Linked DNA regions of Homo sapiens: region 2 is linked to region 1. A link is an interaction called in ENCODE POLR2A ChIA-PET data of the cell type or tissue named here. Cell type or tissue: OCI-LY7. All regions are shown on one strand. Each heading gives the region's core, and the rest is flanking DNA. Links, peaks and the distances in the headings are about the cores only. Region 1 has its middle 8.4 kb from the start of LINC02971. Region 2 has its middle 21 kb from the start of LINC01348.

Region 1 (5,378 bases), core at 60-5,059:
ATCAATATATGCAATTATAGTTATAAATATTCATCTAATCATAGCTTTAACCTTATCCCATGACTTTCAGCATTCAATATTTTTATTATCATTCTATTAAAATATGTTAAAATGTTATTTCAATTGTTTTCTTGGGTAATTTAGATGTACATCTGCATTTTCAAATATATGGGGCCGGGCGCAGTGGCTCACGCCTATAATCCCAGCACTTTGGGAGGCCAAGGCCGGTGGATCACCTGAGGTCAGGAGTTTAAGACTGGCCTGACCAACATGGTGAAACCGCATCTCTACTAAAAATACAAAAGTTAGCTGGGCGTGGTGGCACGTGTCTGTAATTCCAGCTACTTGGGAGGTTGAGGCAGGAGAATCGCTTGAACCAGGGAGACGGAGGTTGCAGTGAGCCGAGATTGCACCACTGCACTCCAGCCCGGGCAACAGAGTGAGACTCCATCTCAAAAAAAAAAAAAAAAAAAAAAGGGGAGTTTTCTAATCATCATTTTTGTTATTGGTTTTTTAGCTTACTTGCAATGTATTTAAAAAGTGTATTTTGTATAATTTCAGTCATTTGAGATTTGCCAAGACATGCTTTATGACTCAGCATATGGTTGATTTTTGAAATTGTTTCTTGTGTGTTTGAAAATAATGTACACTTGTAGTTGTGAGCTCAGTATTCTATATATGTCCATTAGGTTATAGTTGCTGACTGTGCTGTTTGAATCTTTTATATCCTTACTGACTTGTCTGCTTGTTCTGTTAAATATTGACAGAAGTGTGTTAAATTCTACCATAATGATTGTGGATTTGTCTAGATGTAGATATGTTGCTTTTTGCTTCATGTATTTTGAGGTATTAGGTGTATATAATTTTATAATATTGGCTGGGCATGGTGGCTCATGCCTGTAATCCCAGCACTTTGGGAGGCTGAGGCAGGTGGATCCTCTGAGGTCAGGAGTTCAAGACCAGCCTGGCCAACATGGTAAAACTCTTGTCTACCAAAAATACAAAAATTATCCAGGTTTGATGGTCCACGCCTGTAATCCCAGCTACTTGGGAGGCTGGGGCAGGAGAATCGCTTGAACCTGGGAGGTAGAGGAGCCGAGATCGTGCCACCGCACTCCAGCCTGGGCAACAGAGTGAGACTCCATCTCAAATAATAATAATAATAATAATAATAATAATAATAATAATAATAATTTCATAACATTATAACTTCCTGGGAAATTGAAAATCTTGTTATTAAGACAGCCCCTTCTTTATCTCTAGTAATGCTTTCTGCTTTAAATTCTATTTTGTTTGATAATTAATAATATAGATAGTCCAATCTTTTTTGGATTAGTATGGTATATATTTTCCATACCTTTACTTTTATCCATTTTGTATCCCCCCCAGCTTTTTTTTTTTGGTTCACCTCAATTTCAGCTCACTGCAACCTCCACCTCCAGGGTTCAAGCAATTCTCCTGCCTCAGCCTCCTGAGTAGCTGAGATTACAGGTGCCTGCCACCACGCCTGACTAATTTTTGTATTTTTGGTAGAGACGGGGTTTCACCATGTTGGCCAGGCTAGTCTTGAACTCCTGGCCTCAAGTGATCCACCCGCCTCAGCCTCACAAAGTGCTAGGATTACAGGCATGAGCCACCATGCCCAGCCCATTTTATATCCTTAATGTAATCTTCTGTAAACACTATACAATTGAAAACATTAATCATCTGGCAATCTTTGTCTTTTAATTGGACCATTTAGTCCATTTATATTTAATGTAATTCCCGATTTCCTTTTTTGGTGGGGAGACAGGATTTAGCTTTGTCATCCAGGCTCAAGTGTAGTGGTGTGAACATGGCTCACTATAGCCTCGACCTCCTAGGCCCAAGAGATCTTCCCGCTTCAGCCTCTCAAGCAGCTGGGACTACAGGCGTGTGCCACCATGCCTGGCTAATTTTGTATTTATTGTAGAGATGGGGTTTCACCCTCTTGCCCAGGCTGGTTTTGAATTCCTGAGCTCAGGCAGTCTGCTGGCCTTTGCCTTCCAAGTGCTGAGATTACAGGCGTGAGCCACTGTGCCTGGCCTAATCCCTAATATATTTGGATTTAGATCTCCCATGTTGTTGTGTGCTTTCTATTTGTCCTAGTTATACTCTATGTTCATCTTTCTCTCGTTTTATTGCTTATTTTGGATGACTATTTTTTTAATATTCCATTTCCTTCCTCTATTATCTTGGAAATTATATATCCTTTTTACTCTTCTTTTGGTGATAAGCCCCAAGATCACAGTATTCCTTCTTGTCTTATATTAATTGAAAAGAGCTTCATGCTCTTTTCAGGCATTTCAAGAACTCTGAAACACCCTAACTCTACTCCTGTCCCCAATTTTGTATTATTATTGTCATGTATTTTAAGCTATATATATATATATATATTTAATTAATTAATTTATTTATTTTTTGAGGCGGAGTCTCGCTCTGTCGCCCAGGCTGGAGTGCAGTGGCGTGATCTCGGCTCACTGCAAGCTCCGCCTCCTGGGTTCACACCATTCTCCTGCCTCAGCCTCCCGAGTAGCTGGGATGACAGGCGCCTGCCACCATGCCCTGCTAGTTTTTTTTTGTATTTTTAGTAGAGACAGGGTTTCACCATGTTAGCCAGGATGGTCTCGATCTCCTGACCTCGTTATCAGCCCGTCTCAGCCTCCAAAAGTGCTGGGATTACAGGTGTGAGCCACCGCGCCTGGCCAATTTTTTTTTTTTTTTTTTTTTTTTTTTTTTTTGAGATGGAGTTCGCTCTTGTTGCCCAGGCTGGAGTGCGATGGTGCAGTCTCGGCTCACTGCAACCTCTGACTCCTGGGTTCAAGCGATTCTCTTGCCTCAGCCTCCCGAGTAGCTGGAATTACAGGCATGTGCTACCATGCCTGGTTAATTTTGTATTTTTAGTAGAGACAGGGTTTCTCCATGTTGGTTAGGCTGGTCTCGAACTCCTGACCTCAGGTGATCTGCCTGCCTCGGCCTCCCAAAGTGCCGGGATTACAGGCATGAGCCACTGTGCCCGGCCGAGAAATACATATTTCAAATACAACAACATTTTAAATTTTTTGTATAGTCACTCTCAATTTATATTTACCTATATTTTAATACTTGCTGTTTTTAATGTAATACTTTCCTTCTTGCATCTCTGACTTTCCATCTGGGACTATTTTCCTTGGGCCTGAAGAATATTCTTTAATATTTCCTTTATTGTGAGTGACAAATAATTATGTTTTGGTTTGTTATCTTTAATTCATCTTTATACTTGAAGGATATTTTTGGAGGGCATAAAATTCTAGGTTGGCAGTTATTTACTTTTAGTATGTTAAGGGTATTCCATTATTTTTCTGGATTTCCTTGTTTCTCTTGAGAAATCAGCTGTCTGTCTAATTGTTGCTCCTTTGACAGTGATCTGTCTTTTATTTTATGGCTTCTTTTAAGATATTTCTTTTTCCTCTGGTTTTCAGCAATTTTACTATAATGTACCTAGGTGTATTTCCCTATAATTCTTGGAGATTTTATGGACTTCTTGAATCTGTAGCTTTATGTGTTTAATTTGCTTTGGAAAAAATCTCAGTTATTATCTTTTCAAATATTTCTTCTTTCCCATTTTCTCTTCTATCTTTCCAGAATTCCAATAACATGTGTACTAGGTATTCTTACTCTATTATTTATCACTCTTAACTTTTTTGTCTTTTTCATTCTTTTATTCCTTCATGCTTCATTCCAAATATTTTCTTCTGATCCAACATCCAATTTACTTCAGCTTTGTCTAATCTGTTATAAAACACACCTGTGACTTATTAAATTTAATATAATATAATAATGAATACAATGTATAATATATAATATAATATAACATATAATAATATAACATAATATAATATAATAAATATAATAATATTTTTTCCTTTCTAGAATTTCTGTTTCTAGAATATCTGGAGACTCTCTGAGTGTCCATTGTTCTATTTTCCATTGTTATGCTGGTTTTTATGTTTATTATCTTTTCCTCTTATTTAGTTATTTTTGCTGTTATAGTGAGCATAGCTATAAAATTAATTGTGGAAATTATTTGAGACCTAGGATGATCTTATCTTCCTCCAGAGAGGACTTACTTTGCTTTTGTCAGGAGTCTGGGGCCAAGAGTACCCTGAGATTAATTTAATCCAATTTCATGGATTGAAATGATTTGAAGGTGAGCTGCAATGTCTGCAAAGGCCGGGCTATTTCTGGATAATATTTACTCCTACAGTACAGTCCTTTAGGGTCACATCCCAAAGATAAGGATTTTCCTGGGACACTCACCTTGGTGGGCCCTGGACCCCAGTATCAGATCCTCTAACCATATGATGCTGTGTAAAGTGTTGCTCAGACTCTCGTCCTCTCTGCTGTGTGACCTGACCTTGGCTAACAATGAGGAGAAGAGTGGCTTCAGACTGTGGGTTTACCTCCTGGGCCTCCATTTTTCCTGGTCTCTGGCTTGCTAACTCTTCACTCTTGTGTTAGCTATCTGATGCTTCCAGAAAGATAATCCCTATATTTAATGCAGCTTGTATGTTTGTCCTTATTGGGAAGATTGGTATGAATTACCTAGCTGCTATGGTTGTCTGCCTCTAATTTCACATCATTGTCAGCCTTCTTTCTTTTGTATTTCATGGACATTTCAGGGAAAGAAATGCCCCTTCTTCTCTCTAAAGCCAGCCCTTATAGGTGTGGTTTGGTCTCCTTTCTCTCCATACTTGTCTAGAATCATAACGCATCTTCAATCTCTCGTTTAACACTAGAGCCTTCTACAAACACGTTCAACTACCCCCTATACAAACAAATACAACCAACAAACACGTTTTCCTAAACCTTGCTATTCTTTCCAATCACAAGCCTATGTAGTACTATTTTTGGTGACGACTCTTGCCAGAACAGTTTATCGACTCCTTTTTTTCCCAGAGTAATATTGACAAGTCTGCTCAAATCAGTGTTCCCAACTTGATTGATTCACTTGGCCAGAACGAGTTTACATAGAGAAGAGTGAAGGGGGAAGATAAAAAAAGAAGAGATGCAAGAGGAAATTTATAATGTTTTATTTTTCATTTTTGTGGCGGTGTCTTGCTCTGTCACCCATGCTGGAGTGCAGTGGCACGGTCTCGGCTCACTGCAACCTCCACCTCCCAGGTTCAAGCAATTCTCCTGCCTCAGCCTCCCCAAGCTGGGAATACAGGTGCCCCCCACTATACCCTGCTAATTTTTTGCATTTTTAGTAAAGACGGGGTTCCCCCATGTTGGCCAGGCTGATCTCGAACTCCTGCCCTCAAGTGATTCACCCACCTCAACTTCCCAAAGTGCAGGAATTACAGGCATGAGCCACCATG
Region 2 (5,378 bases), core at 321-5,320, 99 kb before region 1:
GAGTGGGGCTTGGGGCAGGCCCCTAGGGAGAAGCAGTGGCAGTAGCCAGAGCTGGGCTTGGTGTCCCGCTCAGACAAGTGGTGCAGCCAGCTGCAGGATTCACACTCACGTCCTCTGGTAGTAAGCTCTGCTCTCTGCCGGCCCTGACTTCAGAGCAGTGCTGAAGCCGGGCAGTCCTGAGGCACAGCCATATGTTTACAGCTTCTATTTTTTTATTTTTTTTAAGATGGAGTTTCACTCTTGTCGCCCAGACTGGAGTGCAATGGCATGATCTAGGCTCACTGCAGCCTCCGCCCCCCTGGGTTCAGGCCATTCTCCTGCCTCAGCCTCCTGAGTAGCTGGGATTACAGGTGCATGCCAACACGTCCAGCTAATATATTTTTTTTTTTTTAGAGACGGAGTCTTACTCTGTCGCCCAGGCTGGAGTGCAGTGGCGCGATCTCGGCTCACTGCAAGCTCTACCTCCCAGGTTCACGCCATTCTCCTGCCTCAGCCTCCAGAATAGCTGGGACTACAGGCGCCCGCCACTGTGCCTGGCTAATTTTTTTTTGTATTTTTAGTAGAGACGGGGTTTCACCGTGTTAGCCAGGATGGTCTCGATCTCCTGACCTCGTGATCCGCCCGCCTCGGACTCCCAAAGTGCTGGGATTACAGGCATGAGCCACCGCGCCCAGCCTAATTTTTGTATTTTTACTAGAGACGGAGTTTCGCCACGTTGGCCAGGCTGGTCTCGAATTCCTGACCTCAGGTGATCCACTCGCCTTGGCCTCCTAAAGTGCTAGGATTGCAGGCGTGAGCTACTGTACCTGGCTTTTTTTTTTTTTTTTTTTGAGACAAAGTCTCTCGCTCTGTTGCCCAGGCTGGAATGCAGTGGTGTGATCTCGGCTGACTGCAACACCGTCTCCTGGGTTTAAGCAAATCTCCTGCCTCGGCCTCCCGAGTAGCTGGGATCACAAGCACCCGCCACCACACCTAATTTTTGTACTTTTAGTAGAGACAGGGTTTCACCATGTTGGCCAGTCTGGTCTTGAACTGCTGACCTCAAGTGATCCGCCCGCCTCGGCCTCCCAAAGCGCTGGGATTACAGGCATGAGCCGCTGCACCCAGCCACATATTCACAGCTTCTATTTGAAGGATCTCAAAACCACAGGGAGTGCAGCAGTGCACACCAGCCCTCTCCCCCACCTCCCTTTCCCCACACTCACATTCCTTCCCTTATGCCCCAATCACTGGCTTAGTCAGAAAGACCATTTTAACCTGAGAGTAAACGAAGGAAAGGGATACACAGTCTACTGGCTTCTGTCGCCTCACATTTTAATAGAGGCTTCAAGCAACAATTACCTATGGGATATGTCTGAGAGGCACTACAGAAAGGGGCAGAATTATCTACCAGCTTGATAAATGATACATCTCTCAGGACTTTTGGAGGAGAACCAGCTCCATGCTGCAGGAGCCGTGTGGAGCTGGGCTTTACTGCCAGGGCCTTGTCCTGGATGCTGGAAGGAACCAGAAGATTCAAAGTAGAGTCAGGGTCCTGGCCACCAGTGCAAGGCAGGCCACATGACCATCGACACTGCCACCATTGCCACCAGCCCCAGTGCAGCCCTGGGAAGGAGCTTGTTTTCTCCTCCTGGGGGACTGCTGCTCTGGTAGGAGACCAGAGGCAAGAGGAGTCCATTCCGGGCTGTGGGGTACCTGCCCTGTCTCCCTCACAGAGTGCCGTAAAACAAAGCAGCATCATGCATAAGCCCATGTTTCCAGCAGTTTATCAGAGCCTCAGATGTGTGGTGTAGATCCCATCGCCTTGAGGCTCAGGAGAACCAGCAAGCGTGTAGTGCCCTGGGCGGGGTCCCAGCTGACCATGATCCCCATCTCTGGCATCTTTTTTATGGGTCTCCCCTTGTTTTTTTTTTTTTTTCAGACAGAGTCTCGCTCTTGTCGCCCAGGCTGGAGTGTAGTGGCGCGATCTTGGCTCACTGCAACCTCCGCCTCCTGGGTTCAAGCGATTCTCCTGCCTCAGCCTCCTGAGTAGCTGGAATTATAGGCACCCACCACCACCACGCCCAGCTAATTTTTGTACTTTTAGTAGAGATAGGTTTTGCCATGTTGGCCAAGCTGGTCTTGAACTCCTGATCTCAGGTGATCTGCCTGCCTCGGCCTCCCAAAATGCTGGGATTACAGGCATGAGCCACCGCACCAGGCCTGGTGTTTTTTTTTTTTTTTTTTTTTTTTTGGAGACAGAGTCTCACTCTGTCACCTAAGCCAGAGTGCAATGGCATGATGTCGGCTCACTGCAACCTCCGCTTCCTGGGTTCAAGCGATTCTTGTGTTTCAGCCTCCCAAGTAGCTGGGACTAAAGACATGAGCCACCACGCCCAGCTAATTTTTTTGTATTTTTAGTAGAGGCAGGGTTTTCGTCATGTTGACCAGGCCAGTCTTGAACTCCTGACTTCAGGCGATCCGCCCGCCTTGGCCTCCCAAAGTGCTGGGATTACAGGGGTGAGCCACTGCGCCCGGCTGCCCTTGGTTTTAATGTGGACGCCTTGTGCTTTTTGCTCAGTATTCCTGGCCCCGGTGATCACAGGGGTTGTGAATTATGGATACAGCAGCAACTGTTTTTAATCTCCCATGAAACAAAACCAGTGTGTCTTCTGCCCCGGAGGCCGCGGGTGAGGAAGGGATGGCAGCTGCTGCGATATGGCTGCCTCGGGCTGACGTCAATGCGAGTCATTCCAGGCCAAAGACTCCACTCAGGAAGCTTAAAAGTGATACTGAAAACAGATTTGCATGTTTTCCTTTCACGGGAACTTGGCTCCTCTCAGTTCCACTGAAGATGTTTTCACCAGCCTGTGTGCAACCGGTGTGTGGAACGAGCACAGCTTGCAATGCAATTGGAAGGCGACTTTAGCTTTTGTCCTGTGCTGCCCCTCTGAAGTTTATTCAGCCGGATTCATGTTCCCAGACCCTGGCAGGCTTGGACTTTTCTGCTCCTCTTAGGAAATAGTCTGTCTGATGGTTGCTTTAAATGGAAACAAAACAAAACAAAACAAAACAAACAAAAAAAACCAGTCTCCATTTGGAATTTCAATGTCCAGGCCAAGATATTAGTCAAAACTTCAAACCATTCTTCTTGCTCCAGCTGAGGCTGCTTAGGGCTGGAAGTCTGCATGGGAAAGGGATGAGGCTGGCTTCTGTCCTTTCCTGTGGCTCCTTGTGCCCCTTCTCCCAAGGTTGGAGCTGGGTGAGGGGTTTTAGGGCCCAGGACAGCTCTCACCCGAGTAGGTGCATGGGCAGCTTGCTGTGCATCCTTTGGGTCTGGCTGTGGTTGAAAGCTGCCCTCTCTCCTGCCGGGGCTCCCATGTGGGTCTGCACTTCCTGGAGTCTCTTATTGGTGATCATTTGAGACTCTTTGCTTTGGTCCCTTGGGTTTACCTCGAGCTTTTTGCTGCTAGGGTTTCTGCCCCTCCAGGTGGTCTTATAGGTCAGGCCCCTAGCAGACCTCATGCTGGTTACCTCTCTGTGTGGCTTCAGCTGGTTCTGACCCTCTTGTGTGGCTTGCCCCCGCAAGCTCTGGGAGGGAGGCCAACCCCAACCCACTGCATGCTCCTGGTTCTGGCATCAAAGCAGGCAGGGCCAGACATGGTGGCTCACTCCTGTAAACCCAGCACTTCGGGAAGCTGAGGAGGGAGGATCACTTGAGGCCGAGAGTTCAAGATCAGCAACATAGTGAGACCCCATGTCATTACAAAAATAAATATTATTATTTTTGAGACGGAGTCTCACTCTGTTGCCCAGGCTGGAGTACAGCGGTGCGATCTCAGCTCACTGCAACCTCCACCTCCTGGGTTCAAGCAATCCTCTTACCTCAGCCTCCTGAGTAGCTGGGATTACAGGCATACGCCACCATGCCCAGCTAATTTTTGTACTTTTAGTGGAGATGGGGTTTTGCCATGTTGGCCAGGCTGGTCTTGAACTCCTGACCTCAAGTGATCAGCCTGCCTCTGCCTCCCAAAGTGCTGAGATTACAGCCTTGAGCCACTGTGCCCAGTCCACACACACAAAAATTTATTTAAAAAAACCAGGCAGGACCAGGTGTGGTGGCTCATGCCCAAAATCCCAGCACTTTGGGAGGCTGAGGCTTGTGGATCACCTAAGGTCAGGATTTCGAGACCAGCGTGATCAACATGGTGAAACTCCATCTCTACTAAAATACAATATTAGCTGGGTGTGGTGGCACATGCCTGTAATCCCAACTACTTGGGAGGCTGAGGCAGGAGAATTGCTCGAACCCAGGAGGCTGAGGCAGGAGAATTGCCTGAACCCAGGAGGCAGAGGTTGCAGTGAGCCGAGATTGTGCCATTGCACTCCAGCATGGGCAACAAGAGTGAAACTCTGTCTCATAAATAAATAAATAAATAAATAAAATAATTTAAAAAGCAGGCAGTAGTCATCCTGTACATTAGTTCCCTGTGGTTCTCTAACAAATTACGACAAATTACGATGCTTAACACAGAAATTTATTCTTTCACAGTCCTGGAGGACGGAAGTCTAAAACCACGATCAGGGGGCTGAAATCAAGGTGTGGGCACAGCCCTGCTCCTTCCGCGGCTGTCGAGAGAATCCCCAGCTTGCTGATTCCGGCTCGTGGTGTCTGCCGACAACCTTTGGCCTGTGGCCGCATCACTCAGTCCCCACCTCTGCGTCACATCACCGTCTCCTCTGCATTGGGCAAACCTCCCTTTACCCCTCTCTTGTAGGGAAATGGCTAACTGCATTTAGGGTTCATGTAATCTCATTTAGGGCTAATCCCGGATAATCTCCCCATCCAGAGATCCTTCATTTAATCACATTGGCAAAGACCCTCTTTCCAAATAAGGCCACATTTATAGGCTCCAGGGGTTAGGCCTGACACGGTTGGGGCTTTCATCAGCCTCCTGCAGCCTGACACCCACCGTCTGGATTTCCTGGATGGTAAGGGCTCTGGCCTTCTCTGCCATCAGTGAGAGGGAATCCCAGGGTGAGCTCTCTGAGAAGCTTTGTGGAAACCCACGAATTTGAGGTGAGGGGAGGCCCCCACTTCCCTTCAGGAAGCACAGCTTTCTCCACAGAGACACCCCTCAGGCAATCTTCTCTTCAAAATCATGTCTCTCAACTGGCCCACTCTTTATATTTTTTGGTGGGGATGGTGAGAAGGCTCACAGGTTGTGGATCAGGTTCTAGACTATTTCCCGTCCCATTGAAAGTAGCTTGGAACCCAAAGCATCACTTTGAACACTCTGCTACCTTTGCTGTGGAGTTCATAGTGGTTGATGCTGTCCAGGGCTGTGTGGGCTCTAAGGCTGTGCAAACTGTGAGGGCTGAAATCTGCCTGATGAGCC

What was found. Peaks named below come from ENCODE experiments on the same cell type or tissue, not always from the same donor. Only the 100,000 strongest peaks of a DNase experiment are listed, where the experiment ranks them.
Region 2: POLR2A ChIA-PET joins it to region 1 with 10 read pairs; 5 of 35 experiments call an interaction of 5 or more read pairs at or near these places.

What each region holds. Positions count from the first base shown.
Region 1 is chr1:234,946,085-234,951,462 of GRCh38, reverse strand. No RefSeq gene overlaps it. Among named protein-coding and RNA genes, the nearest start is that of LINC02971, 8.4 kb to the left of the region's middle. In OCI-LY7, for the core only: no CTCF peak of the experiment used is centred there; no DNase peak of the experiment used is centred there.
Region 2 is chr1:235,045,663-235,051,040 of GRCh38, reverse strand. No RefSeq gene overlaps it. Among named protein-coding and RNA genes, the nearest start is that of LINC01348, 21 kb to the left of the region's middle. RefSeq lists enhancers at 1-47, 2,605-2,899, 3,613-3,662. In OCI-LY7, for the core only: no CTCF peak of the experiment used is centred there; a DNase peak (open chromatin) is centred at 3,360; H3K4me3 peaks cover 496 bases.